3 separate regions of the Mus musculus genome follow, and all the other regions are linked to region 2. The links are chromatin contacts, found by Hi-C or POLR2A ChIA-PET in ENCODE. All regions are on one chromosome and are shown on one strand. Each heading gives the region's core, a stretch centred on a gene start or an enhancer-like site at or near the end of the contact. The rest is flanking DNA. Distances are from core to core; before and after follow the strand shown. Region 1 overlaps Ext1 (exostosin glycosyltransferase 1). Region 2 holds the start of Ext1 (exostosin glycosyltransferase 1). Region 3 overlaps Ext1 (exostosin glycosyltransferase 1).

What was found. A loop is a pair of places that touch in the nucleus more often than their neighbours do. ChIA-PET counts read pairs that join two places held with the same protein, here RNA polymerase II (POLR2A).
Region 1: a loop to region 2 is called in a map of T-helper 17 cell, with 3 times the contacts of the local background. The contact joins the enhancer-like site here to the promoter of Ext1 in region 2. A Hi-C loop is called at or near these places in 3 of 37 maps with a recorded cell type or tissue (Patski, T-helper 17 cell and T-helper 2 cell). POLR2A ChIA-PET finds 5 or more read pairs at or near these places in 1 of 5 experiments (Patski).
Region 3: a map of mouse embryonic stem cell shows a loop between it and region 2 (2.7-fold over the local background). The contact joins the enhancer-like site here to the promoter of Ext1 in region 2. A Hi-C loop is called at or near these places in 1 of 37 maps with a recorded cell type or tissue (mouse embryonic stem cell). POLR2A ChIA-PET finds 5 or more read pairs at or near these places in 1 of 5 experiments (Patski).

The regions. Positions count from the first base shown.
Region 1 is chr15:53,137,760-53,142,595 of GRCm38, forward strand. The region is part of intron 1 of Ext1 (exostosin glycosyltransferase 1); the gene reads right to left. Among named protein-coding and RNA genes, the nearest start is that of Ext1, 210 kb to the right of the region's middle. Within about 2 kb of position 2,637, at least 1 of the 3 ENCODE cell types and tissues checked has a DNase peak (open chromatin) inside an H3K27ac peak, as active enhancers do.
Region 2 is chr15:53,344,050-53,348,756 of GRCm38, forward strand. Ext1 (exostosin glycosyltransferase 1) reads right to left here and starts at 2,134. Exons shown (of 11, transcript NM_010162.2): 1 at 353-2,134. The coding sequence starts at 1,314.
Region 3 is chr15:53,159,384-53,164,091 of GRCm38, forward strand. The region is part of intron 1 of Ext1 (exostosin glycosyltransferase 1); the gene reads right to left. Among named protein-coding and RNA genes, the nearest start is that of Ext1, 180 kb to the right of the region's middle. Within about 2 kb of position 2,831, at least 1 of the 3 ENCODE cell types and tissues checked has a DNase peak (open chromatin) inside an H3K27ac peak, as active enhancers do.

The sequences.
Region 1 (4,836 bases), core at 1,387-3,886, 210 kb before region 2:
AAAAATATGCCACCCTTTTGGTCTTTGTTGATAAGTAGGGTTTGGTATTGTGGTGTTTTCTGTCTTTTTTTTTTTTTTAAGAAATAATTTATTTTGATTTTACGTGTAAGAATATCATGTCTGAGTGTATGTATATAACTCGGCACCATGTAAGGGCCAAGTGCTAAGTGTGAGACCAGAAGAGAGCACTGGCATCAGAGCTTACTGTTGGCTGTGAGCGGCGGTGTACAGATGCTGGCAATGCAACAATGGTTCAGATGCTCCTACATATGGAGCACCCTCCCAGCCCCAAATTGCTATTTCTTTTTTTTTTTTTTAAAGATTTATTTATTTATTATATGTAAGTACACTGTAGCTGTCTTCAGACACTCCAGAAGAGGGCGTCAGATCTTGTTACAGATGGTTGTGAGCCACCATGTGGTTGCTGGGATTTGAACTCTGGACCTTCGGAAGAACAGTCGGGTGCTCTTACCCATTGAGCCATCTCACCAGCCCCCGCTATTTCTTAAAAAGACTTTCCTCCCCGATAACAGAAGTAAATATATAGGAAGCTAGGCACAGTAGCCATGGGCTTTTGTTCTATAATCCTGGCATTAAGGAAGTGAGGGGATCAGGAGTCCAAGATCAACCTTACCTACACACTAAATTCAAGGCCAGCCCGAGCTATACAGAGAAGCCTGGATGAACAATATACCTCAAAACAAAATATGTAAATAGCAGTAAAAATATAAGCGATGTAGTGCATCTCATTGTAAAAGATCATAACTTGGGCTTTCTCTTCGTCCTTTTCCTAATAAGACACAACGCTAACAGTAAAGTATTAAAGGCTGATGCAAAATTAAACAGTAACTTTTTTTTTTCTGTTTGCCATCCATTCTTCATTGCACAAAAACTTGCTGAGCAATGTCATAGGTATCCTTCTAAGGTGCTAAAATCATGACAAAAAAAGAAGTTAACAACCAAATTTACATACAGACGCCACAAGCATTCATAGACATTGGATCTCCCTGTCTTTGGGAAAGAGGACAACAGAAAAACAGAAAAACTATATGGTCATCTGGAGCGGATGTTTCTAAAAGTAGTCACTGGTTTGGACACAGAACTAACCATGATGCTGGAACATGTTACAATACTTGGGCATTCCAGCTCTAATGACTAAGTGTCTCGGAGACCTTAGATTTTAATTATAGCTTTTGTTGTTGCATTTGCTCAAGACTTTCCCTTTGTGGGCTCACCTCTGTCCTACATGACTTCAGTAACCCGAGGCCAGGGTTGCTGGACTTGCTAAGATTTTGTTGGCCTCCCAAAGGAAGGTCACACCATGAATGATGAAACAGATGTAGGGACGGCTAAGAAGTTAGAGCACTACCCAGGAAAAGCCCCAGCGATGGGAAGGGAAGTGAGTGACGGTCATGAGCCCAGTGAGCACTGGTGGGTGTGACCCACAAAACTGACCCTTGCACTATGATGCAACTATGGTAGATCTGTGGTGGGAAAAACAATAATTAGACCCCCAATCCAAATGTAAACACTTCCACAGGAGTCTGCTTAAGGAGGAAAACTCTTCCCACGGGACCTTTTTTAACCATTTTATTTTAAAGAGATCAGAAAGCCTCTCTGTGTTGAAATGTCTCAGTGGGAAGTTCTTTAGTACTGCTTCTTAAAACCGGCCTAACTATGACAATACAGAGGAACTGAGCCAATGAGTGGGAGGGCTTGGTGGGTTACGCCAAAGGCGAGGTTCAGGTCACAGAATACAACAATGTTGGTTTCCTGCAGGATTCGATGCATTTATTAAGATACAGGCGTCTAGTAAGTCTTCACCTTCAGGATAGTACTAGAACACAATCAACCCTCCTTTTGGAAAACTGTTTTCTAAATACCAATCTGCGGACAAACTCGGCAGGGAATGGTGTTTTACACCATTTAATGATTCTAGTGCTAAACCTGAGAAATATTAGCATGGCAGTGTGATGCACATGGTATGCTAGTCCGTTTGGGTTAACGTAAGCTGCAGTAACAAATGAGCCACTATCTCACAGTCATAGAGTTATATTGAGTGCTATAGTCTGCATGCTTTCCATGGGACCCAGGCAACACAATACCTTCCTTGCCTCTAGAATATAATTGCTTTCATGGCAGAGGGAACAGCAAGGAGAATGGAGCGTAATGCTTCTTCAAGACTTTCTTACAAAGTGGGGCAGTTGGCTTCATCTCACCGAGCATAGGCTAGAGCAGGAAAACAGCAGAAGTCAACAGTGTAAGAATATGTTCTGTCCTGAGTTGGGGGATGGGAAATTAAACACGGCGGATGAATGGCTGTAGCATTTTTCAGAACTTAGACAGCAGCTAAAAGAAAGTACAGTTAGGACTTCCAACCCTGTCTTTCCTCCAGACTTGTGATCACCATTAAATTGTGACCGAATCTTCTAAAGAGAAATATAACTCCCGTTCCCATGGCTGTTGTTCCTCATAAAGTACGCAGGATGCAGAATGAAACAGAACCAGAGAGGGTCACAGGACTAATTTTTCCCTTTGCGGTTGGATGTCAAACGGTTTCTTCCAACCCTCAATCATTCTTTCCAGAAGTTCAGCAGCTAGAGAGCCTGCATCGTGGAAGGAAGGGCCTGTCTCCTGCTCTGGCCAGCACAGGCTTCCTGACATCCGTATGGTACTTGGGGTTGGCTAGTGGGAGGAAGTAGTCGGAGAGAACAAAAGACACTGGAAGCTTTGCTACGAAGTAAGTAAGCAGAATTAGACCACTAGAAAGACAGACCTCCGCAGTTCTAAAGGGCATCTGAGGGCTCTGTTTCTTAGCAACATGTGGGAAACACCAGTCCTGTCTAAACCCTCTTGCAGCAATTACTGGTGATGATTTTGCTTCCTGTAAAGGGAGGCCAGGGTGAGCCTGCAACAGTAAGGAAAACTAGTCGACAGCAGAGTGACTCTTAAAAAAAAAAAAAAAAGTTGAAAGCCAGACATGGTGGCCCATTCCCTTAATCTTACTTAGCACTAAGGGGCTGGAGACAAAAGAAGAATCAGGAATTGAAGGCCAGTCCCAGCTACACAGGATGTTTGGGGTCAACTTCAGCCTTTTGAGACAGTTTTTTTTAAATTATATTTCATTTATTACTATGTGTGTATGTAGGTGGGAGTGCGTGTGTGTACTACAGTGTGTGTGTTAGAGGGCAGAGGACAACCTGAACCAGTTACTTCTCTCCTTCCACCATGTGGATGCTACAGATGTGGATGTTACAGATGTGGATGCTACAGATGTGGATGCTACAGATAGAACTCAGCTTCCTGGGCTTGAGAGCAGGAATCATGACTCGCTAAGTGATCCTACAGACCCCTGAAAGAGTTCCTTCCCTTCTCCTCACTGCTTCTCTTTCTCTTTCTCTTTCTCTACTTCCTGGAAGTAAGGAAGAACAAGGGCAACAGCGTGGTGCAATATTTATGGGGTTTTCCCAAAAAATAAGAGTCTGCTGTGGTGATACACACTTATAATCCTAAATACTCAGGAAACGGAGGCAAACTGAGCTTAGGAGCAGAAGACAGTTGTATCAGCCTGGGTAATATACTGAGATTACATCTCAAAGGAAATGGAAGACAAGAGAAGTAAGTGGAGGGGTGCATAGAGGGAAGGAGACCCAATAGATAACTGATCTGGTTTAGTTTCTGGCCACTCCTAAAGACTCATACTCCTAAAAAGGCCAGAGGTGATATTCTCTTATTACTTTGAAACAGCTACCCACCTGCTTAGGATTCAAAATCCCTAAGCCCTACCGATGTCCATCAGATAATTCTTTCCAGACTTCTACATATTTGGAAACTCACATTAGTTTACAAACAAAATGTTAGGGGAACTTTGTAAGCACAGAATTGGTTCCTGAGGTATTTTAAACAGAATCAGAAATGAATCCCCTCACTGGCCAGGAACTTTTGATAACTACTATAATGCAAACAACTAGCAATACTGTACTAGTAAGAACGCCTCTCCGGAGGCATCCAGCCATTCACCTAACGAGGCTTTTAAGTGACAACCTGTACCTAGACTAGTGCATACCACATCAGCTTCATTTGCCCCAAATCAACATGCCAAAGCCATCAGAGCAATGAATGGCCACCTCGCTGGCTCGCCAAAGGCAGATCCATGACTAATATGCTGACCTGACGGAATTCATGAATAAGTTGTTCCTTTAAATTATTGATGGAGCTTGTAGATGAAGGGACAGAGTGTTCTAGTTAGTGACAGCTTTTCATATTGCCTTCATGGCTCGAAAGGTATGGTCAATTCATCAAAAGCTAGAGCTATAGGAGCTTTCCTGTGAATGTTTAAGACCTAGAAAATACAGCCCACAATTAGTAAACAATGACCCAGGCACAAGTTTTAAAATATATCAGAATACGCGTTCATGATATATTGATGTCAACTTTTTGTTGACTTTACTGCCGTGCATGTATGTTTCTGTATAGACGTAGTAGAATGTCTGTGTTTGTGTGTGTGCGTGCATTTGGAGGCCAGAGGTCAGCGTTGGCAGTTATGACTCAGTAGGCCCTTCCCCTTGTTTGTGAAGTTAAGTATCTCACTGGCCTGGAGCTCACCAAGTGGGCCCGGCTTGATGGGCAGCCAGCCCCAGACAACCCCCTGTCTCTTCTTTGGCTCTGGTTTTGCAAGAGTGCACGCCACTACAGTAAGTTTTATGTTTTGTGGGTTCTGGGGATCAAACTCAGATGCTTACGCTTGCAAGGCAAGCACTTTACCCAGTGGGCTATCGTCCCAGCCCCCACTTATGATTCTTCCCTTTGAAGAACCTAAGCTTTCAACTGCACTGA
Region 2 (4,707 bases), core at 884-3,383:
TGTGGACTTGCGTAGAACATGTGTCTCTCTGAGTCGTCACAAATACCCTTTAGTACCCTTTCCAAAACTTGGATCCGAGCCCCCATAATGCGCCAAAGACACATGGGTCCTGAATGGTTTTCAAAGTATCAGGAAGATTCCCTTCTTCACCAACTTGACTGGAGAGAGTACTCTTGTCGAGTTTGCCTGAGAAGCCCAAGCTCACCCCACACACTTGAACCCAGCCGCTGGATCCCAAGGAAGCAACAGAACTGAGGGCTTCTGTCTCCACCCCGCATCCCCCACCCTCCCACCTGGACTCAGGTATCCAGGGCCCAGGGCCGAGCCTCGAAGGGAGGCAGCCCTTACTCACTTCTCATACTCGGTGTTGTCTCTGTCACAGCGAGAATCCTTGTGCTTTTGCCAGTCTTTGCCATGCTTGCAGGTGGTGAGGAGCAAGACGTCCTCCCCGTTATGGACGTGATATAAGGCATTCCTGGTGTCTGACCCTATCCCTGTCAGGTACCGCTTCCCCTTGAATACCAGCATGTACTTCCTGAGAGGAGGGATGGTGTTAAATTTCAAAAACCCCCTCTCCCCTCCTGTCCTGGGATGATCCTTAGAAAAGAGGGGAATAGAAACATCAAAGTTTGGTCGGAAGTTTTCAGTACTGATGCTGGCTTTGGCCAGCATCGCCTGGCCGATGTCAAACCCCACGTCCTCAGTGTAGTCAGGCCAAGTGCCAGAATATAAATTAAAAATTAAATGATTCCTACCATTGTTCCACAAGTGGAGACTCTGCACTTTGGATCTCAAATTGTGCACATACTGAGGTGATAACTGGTCTCTGTCTAAAGTATCCAGACTCAAGACAAAGAGGCACGCCTGGCTGGGGTCCGAGGTGTAGAACCTGGAGCCCTCGATGGCCGCTAGAATGTTTTGGTAACTTTCGGCGATTTTCTCCCCTTTCTGCTGCGGGTACACGTAGACTTTGAAGCCGTTTTTCTTGCAAAGGGTGAAATCGAAGCAGGACTCCATGCGGCACTTCTTGCCTTTGTAGATGCTCGAGTTGGCGTCTCGCTTCTGCCGGGGGGAAATGTGCACGCTGGAATCCTCGTTTTCCAATTGATCCCAAGGAAAGAAAGGGCGCAGAGCGTCCGGGAAGCGGGGCCAGAAATGATCCGGACTGGGCTGGTGCAAGCCATTCCGACCACTGTGCTCTTCTCTCCGGCTGTGGCTCCTCGATGCCCTAAACTGCACGCCTCCAAAATAAAACAAAAGGGCGAGACAAGAGCCAGCTGAGAGCAGGATGAAATAGCGTTTTTTGGCCTGCATGTGTCCTGCCTGGGTCAAGAGGATTGTAAATAAACACAAGAATCACCCAAGTTTCCCAATCAACACTTTCAGCTCCAGTCCGCCATCTTCCCGCCTGTAAAGACTTCAAACTCTCCGCTCCCACCTTCTCTGGATGCCTTTCCCCAAGCCGTGGACTGATCCAGCGCATGTGGGCGATTTCTTTAACTTTCTCCCCTTCGGTCTTTCATCTTTGGGCTGCACAATGCACGGGAGAGAGCCGGGCAGAAGATCTCGCACCCAGGGCGGGCGAACAGCGGACTGTAATTTTCTTGCATGCAACAAGACGGAGGAAAAGAAAGAGAGCAGGGAAGAAAAAGCTCCCGATACCCAATCAATGGCAAGACGAAGTGACTGCCTCTCCGCTCGGATTCCTCTCGGCGGCGTGGAGAACGAGCCCGGGGAAAGCAACTTCAACTCATCCACACTCCGGTGCAGAGCACTACGGTTCCAACAAGTCAATCCGCCCCGGCTTCAGCCGGCTAGTGCATCTTGCAGCTGGGGCGCCGTAACCTCACAAATCCCTGCATGTCTCTTTATTCCCTTCTGCAGCGGCTCCCACACTCCGCCGGTGTTTACTCCTGCGCTCACGGGGCCGGCTCCCCGGGCGCGCGGCGGCCCGGCCGGCGGCACGAGGCGGCGCGGGGCGGCGGCGGCGGCGCGTCCTCCCCGCGGGCAGTGCCGGCCCCGAGCGGTGCTTCGCAGGCCCCGCGCTATCACTGCCGACCGCCGCGTTCGGTCGCCGAATGTTACCCGGTTCTGAATGTTACACTTACACATTCCATTCCCGACACGACAGCGCTGACCTCATCCATCCACGCAGCCCGCGCTGCCATTGGCCGGGCGTCACGTCCGGGTGGGGCGGGGCTTCCGCTGCGCCCATTCATAACCCCCGGCGGCCGGCAGAGGCGCCGGCGCGGCGCGGCGCGGCGCGGGCGCGGGGACCCAGGAGCGCACGGGCGGCGGGCGGAGCGCTAGCCGGCCGGGCGTCGCCCACCGCCGGCCTTCTGCACGCCGGGCCGGGAATGCAACCCGGACCAGACGGGCCCCAGAGGCGCGGGAGGAAGTGTGGGGACGTGGCCAGCAGCCCGCTGCTCGGGATGCCCCGGGTCTCCACGAGCCGGGAACGCCTCCCCGCCGGGAGGCTGAGAGGACCGGTTCCTGGAGAAGGATGCCTTGAAAATGGAGAAGCGAGGGGAAGGGGGGTGGGGACTTCATGGAAAGCGAGCGCAGGTCGGGATGTCTCTCCCCCCACACTTGGACCCGCTGAGGACCAATTTTTTGGTGGGTCTTGTTTTTAACGTTTAAGTGGTCTTTCTAATTCCCCTATGTAATCCACCTATTTTTCTGTCTTCCTCGCCGAGACACCCTAATCCTCAACAATAAGGAGGAATTGTCACAGTCCGATGGATCTGTGGCTGAGTGTGAGAAGACACCTCCTAAAGCCATCTGATCTGCGTGCCCTCTCTTCCATTCCCGAATCCCTCCCACCTGTTCTATTCACTGATATTGGGCCGGGAGGGATCTAATGGCTGAAAAGAAAGCCATTTCATTTTGCCCCCATCGGTGTTGTTATTCTTCCTGAGGTGGTATTTTTAAGATGTCACCTGGCCCTAGCTGTAGAAGGGAACCTTTGAAGCAAAAAAAAAAAAAAAAAAAAAAATGTATTTACAATAAATGTGCCACGGTTCCTTCAATTGACCTTCCTTCTGTCGACTCCCCTGCCCCAAGCCCCTGTCATTCTGAGTGAACTTAATTGGATGATTCTGAAAGGAACCTCCAGGACCTCCAAGCTGTGCTAGACTCCCAAGCATTACCTGGCCTCACAGCCTGAATTCTGGCTTAGAACACTTACCCACCCTAGCCTCAGAGCCTGGCCAAGCTGGACAAGCAGTTGCCTAGGGCAGCAAGCTGTTTAGTGATTGTTTATTGTGGGAGTGAGTGAGCTGGGAGCAGACACATCCCTACCTCCCTCGGGCTACTGAAAACCCCAGCCGGTTGTGTACCCATGGTATGGTTATAATAAGGCAGAGTGGAAAGTTTTCAACCTTTGTTGTTTCAGATTTGTTTGAATAAAGAAGGGAAGAGATATTGGGTGGGATATTTTGGTACATTCTGAAACCTCTGCCCATTTTGAACCTGCCAAAGATGAAGTAGGTTTTCATGATTTACTTTGTCCCCACCACAGGATTTAGAGAGGCCTGAAACAAGAGTAAGGGTTCAGTCATTTTCCGAGCAGGATGAAAACGGTTCAGGTAAAGGTAGAGATTAGAGCCACAAGTGACCCCAGGTCTCAGGGGGATTGCAATGAACAGTCTTCAAGACAGAGCTCTTTGTGTTGAGATCTGGCTGTCAAACAACCTGCACCCTGTAGAAGATAGGACTCTTCTTATCCTGCATTGGCAAAGTCTCTTGCTTTTCTTGTCTAACTGTGGTTCCCTCAGCTCACAGCACATCTTTGCATTCAGTTCATTAGTGGTTGATGTTGTAGGAGAAAAATGGTACTGAAAGTGAGGGGAAACACGTTCAGCCCGTGTTTCTGCAATTGAACCTTAGGAATAATGATCTCGGCTTACTCTCAGCTTCTCATTGATGAAGTGATGTTTTAGAGTAATGTTTTTTGTTTTTGTTTTTTTAATCAGCCAGTCTCAGTTTGTAATGTAATCCATTAACACTCCTACCCTATTTTTTCACTAGATCTACTCACCTATTATATCTTTATTTAATATTTATTTAATGTGTAGCGATGTTTTGCCTGGATATATGTACGTGCACCACCTATAAGCCTGATACTCATGGAAGTCAGAGCAGGATGTCAGATCTGGAACTGGAGTTGTGAATGGGTGGGGACCATCCTGCTGGGGTTGGAAATTGAACTCTGGACTTCTTCAAAAGCAACAAGTGCTCTTAGCTGCTGGACATTTCTCCAGCCTTAGTTTCGTTCCTTTTCTTTTCTTTTTCCTGTTTAATCAGAATGAATAGTCTTAGTATTTTAAGATTTATTTTTAAGTGTGTGTGTGTGTGTGTGTGTGTGTGAATGCAGGTAACTGTGAAGGCTAGAGGCATCTGATCCTCTTAGAGCTACAGTGTTAAGTGGCTGTGAGCCACACAATTTACATGCTAAGTATTGAATGTCTACTCCTCTCCCAGAACATTGTCTGCTCTTAACCACTGAGCTAGGTCCCCAACCTTACTCTTCTGTTTTAATCCTTAGGGCCTGGGGTGGTTCCTGGATTTAGGTAGAATTCAAATACTGAATTGAATGAATTAATGAATGAGTGATTAAAATTTGACTTAAGGTTCCAAGGGAAGGTCTCTTAAGGACAGACAACAAAAGCAAAAGTAATTGACTCATCTAAGAAAACATCCAGCACA
Region 3 (4,708 bases), core at 1,581-4,080, 180 kb before region 2:
AACTCATGTCCTGGGGCAGGAGAGACCCACACTCCATCTGGCAATCTGCTGCCTACCTAGGCCCCTGGTTTCACAAGCCTGGTGAGGATCATTCCCGCTAGCAATTTACTCATTTAGTGGCTAGCTGAGCCCGAGGAGGAAAAGGGCAGAAGAAGAAAAGGAGAGCTGGTTATCGACAAAGCCCTGGCAACCTTTCTGTCGGTGCCCACTGTTTCTTAAGCATTTGACATTCTTTTCTTTTAGTTATCAGCCCATGTAGGGAGCGGGGTCAAGCGTAGGTCTAGCCAACTCGACAGTCCTTTCCTCTACAAGCCGAATTCTACAATTCCTACTGAGAAGTGCATTTGTGTGACTCTGTGCACAGACCCTGCCCTTATAGAAAGCAGCCAGCACTGGTCAAAAGCACAGGCAAAGCTTCAATTCTGGTCGGCAAGAAATGCACTCTACAGGGTGAGAGCCCCATTTATTTACCAAGGACCTCCTTCGCAAAACCAGAGTGTGGACTTCCAGAACACTTGGCTGCTCACCAGCATCACCAGGTCAGGCCAGGAAAACAGTAACAAACCTACCAGGCAAACAGTATAGAGACCTAAGGTAGCCTTCAGCCACCCTGTACAAAGAGGAGAGATGACACTGAAGCAGGACGGTGCGGATTTTCTTTCAACCCATTCCCCTCTCCTCTCTGTAGCAACCCTGGAGCTGCTCAGGCTTTTGATATCATACACTTATCCTTCAGCATTGTCAGTCAGGACAAGAGACATTGCAAATGAACTCAACTATCTGAGCACAGGAAATTCCTTTTTTAAAAAAAAGTCTGTAGGCGTTCCTTGGTTTTTCCCATCAACTCTCTAACTTACAAAGAGGAGTTTATTTATTTTTACTCCACAAGAAACATAGTCCTAGGATCTGTGAGCATTATCACCAAGCTAAACAGGCAACACTGTCATAAATCATGCATTCCTCCCATCTGTATTTATTAAGCTCTTAATATGCAGGCAGCAATGAGTTTGTCTAAATCTGTGCCCAGCAGCACAAAAGAGGCAAAGAGACCATGTAAAGCTGTCCTTTGGGAACTCACCTACTTGAGAGTATTTATTTATGTATTTATTTATTTCTATTTATTTATGTTCTGCAATGTTTGAGTGCTCAAACCAAGGAGAGGCAGAATAAGAAACTGTCAACGGAAAGCCCAAACACTATTCAAGATGCTAAGGCAAGAAAAAAAGAAGACAATATGATTTGACTCTCTGTTTGTTGCTCTGAGATAGGGTCTCACTCTGTATCCCAGACTGGTCTGAAACGCAGAAGCTTGTCTCTGCCTCTCAAGTGCTGGGATTAAAGACATGTGCCACCCTGACTAGCAGACTGCATTTTAACAGCAAGTTAGCTCCGTGCATGGATTGTAAGGACATTTTCAATGTATCTTTCCCTGCTGTACCACAACTGCCCAGTGAACAAGTGACTAGAGAATAGAAAATGCTCTGTTTTGAAACTGTGCTTATTATATTAATATGTTAGAGCATTTTATGTTTCCAATGTGTAAGATCACTACTGAGTTAGGACTGACTCATAAAAATTTGATGATTTATCATTGATTCAACTAAACATGAATCAAAAATAGCATTCCTGAAAGCAGTCAGACAGTATGAAAAAATCCGTTTCCATTTCCAGTGACCTATAGCTGAACCCCGGTTCCTCCATTTTTAGTCAGACTCTTGATTGTCTGGAAAAATTAAGTCTTACAGCAAGTTGACAGACAAGCTTTATCAAAATATCAAATTCTAATCAGGAATCTATGAACAGGCTGGGACCCAGTGTGTCAGAGTTTCCTGGGTTGTCCAGGGTGTGAGAAGAAACTGGAAATAACAGGGCAGGTCCAAATCCCAAAACATCACACTACAACTGCTATTCTAATGATGGATGTTAGGAAGAGTCACATTCTCAGATATAGTTCTCTTTGAGTTCATTCGTATGTCCCAATTCCAATAGTATGGAAAATAACATCTGTTAGTCACGGGGACCAGTAGCCTTAAAAATCTGTTCATGAACTAGAACACAGGGAAGCTGAGTTATCGCTTGGTGTCTCTTCAGGATCTCCTGTTCTCACTAACACGTTGGAATAATTAAGGGGACTAAGCCGGAGACATTTTATGTACTGGATTCTGTCCTACTTCCAGGAATTCAATTATCTGGAATCCAGAGTTCTCCTAAAATGAAAATGAGAGCTGGGTGTGATAGCCCACACCTTTAATCCTAGCACTTGGGAGGCAGAGACAGGTGGTTTAAGGCTAGCCTGGTCTACACAATGAGTTTTAGGACAGCCAAGGCTACACAGAAATTCCCTGTTAAAAAAAAAAACAAAACAAACGGAGCTAGAGAGATGGCTCAGTGGTTAAAAGCACTGGCTTTTCTTCTAGAGGTCTTGAGTTCAGTTCCAGAAACTACATGGTGGCTCACAAGCATCTATGATGTGATCTGCTGCCTTCTTTTGGTATGCAGGTATACATGTAGACAGAGCATTTTTAAAAAAAAAAGCATAAATAAATAAAATCCAAAGAAACCAAATAGACACAAAACAAAGAACAGAAAACACACACACACACACACACACACACACACACACACGGAGAAAGAGCAAACCGAGCAGCAACGCTGGTGTCTATCTCTTCTTCAGATTTGCTTTATTTTTAAGCAGGCAAGATTCCCTGCTCTTGCTAACGTACTGGAATTAAGGGCCCTGCAAGGAACAGCTTGGAAGGGGAACCCGAGCCTTCTCAAGTACTAGATTCTGTTCTATTTCCAGGACTGCAATTATCTGGAATCAGAGCCCTTCTAAAAAGGAAAAGAGAAGAAAAAGCAACAAACCTGGTGCCTACGCTCTCCTTGTTCAATTTATTTTTAAGCCGGCAAACATGCAGCAAGGAATGGTGGTAAAAGCAGGTGGCTACGTTATATTTTAAGGGGAAATGGATGAAGGTAAGAAAGTCACTTAAGCCTGTTTGACTTCAGTTCCTTTGTGTGTGGAATGAGTATAGACGGAAACTAAAATAGGCACCATTTCTAAACTGTTACAGAGATCGGATGAGTGCATGCTACGAGCCAGAGCTTGAAGCAGAGCTAAATAAATCACCTCCACATTTGCTCTCTGTAGCTCCAGTGATTCCCAAAAGGGGGTGCCCCGCTCCTCCCACAAAGTGACTTTTGGATGTCCTTGGGATCAAGTCAATCAAGAAGTCTAAACAAACATTTTCGGAATAGAATAAGAAAGGAACTTACAGAACATCTGGTCAGACTCAACAGCCAAGCCCTGCCATCTTGATATGGTGCCCAACACCCGGCAAGCAGCTCAGTAAACTGCTGAATAAAAAGAAGGTGATTGATAGCCAGTTTCTGACCTCCTAAAGGAGCTTTCATCTAGAACACTGTAGCAAGAAGAAGAGAGCCATGGTGGGCCAGTGGGCTCATCATCCCCACGCCCTTATTACCTTTTTGTCGTTTATCTTCTAATTACAGCCAACCGCTTCCAATAGGCCATGTCCTCCCACTCTTTAGAAAAAAAGCGTAGTTATGAGGACATGGGCTGACCAGGATGGGGGCAGTGAGAGGGATGTAAAGTGAATAAGTAAATAAATAAATAAAGACTAAACGTAGTTTATAGAAGCTCCATTTGCTACATAAAACCAATCCCAATATGGCACCGTTTAGTGTGTCTTTCCAAACAATTCCACGTACCATGGCATAGTTGTTCCTCCCAGAGGCTGAAGCACACAGTAGGAATTTAACAAGTGATTTTAAAATGTTTACTTTGTCCCCTCTGTCTCTAGCCTAGACTGACCTTGAACTCCTACATTTTCAACAACCACTTCCCCAGTGCAATGATCATGAGTGACATGCCTGGCTATTAATTTGCTTCTTGATATAATTCTTGGAACACCGTTTCAGAAGTTGTGTAATGACAGGTGTATGCACTCTCTGTGCTCAACTAGTTTCACGTGGATAGAGTGTGTATACAAGGAGTCATAATGAAATAAGAAAAGTCAAGAGTGATATCCATGGCAGACATTAGCAATAGATCTCATAGCTGTTGAAGTCAGGAACACTCAAAAGCCTTCTAATATGGAAAACCAAGAAGCCATAACCAATCAATCTGAGTTGTCACTAGTTTAAATCTATCAATCATTCCAGGAATGTGTTACCCTCCAATATGACATCTCGGGAAGACCTCATAACCCCAGAGCATGTGTTAACTCTGCTAATATCTGAGGTAAAAAAATTCCTTGGAGCATGAAATATTCATATTTTGTGTGTCTAACTTCACACACAACTGGTATGTATCAAAACCAAATACTGACATAGGCCCTACGCATCTGAAAAATTAATGGGTGAAAAAGATCTTACAAGAAAAATACTTGTCTCATTAGGAAAGAAGAGCATCTGGCTTACATCTAATTTTAAGGAGAACAGTGGTGGCACGCCACCTGAGACAGCAGACGAGGACCAGTGTGTCATAAAGATTTTACTCACTCCCAAGCCCCATCTTACACAGCTTTACTAATCCAAAACATGGAGAGTCACAAAACATTTCTGAGCACAGAAGCAAATAAAAAAATAAAGAAAAGGAGGTAGCTTGTGTTTACGCATCTCTTTCACCACCAGATACAAAAACAGCCTAGATGTGCCTGATTGTATATGTCAATCTGCAAATAGA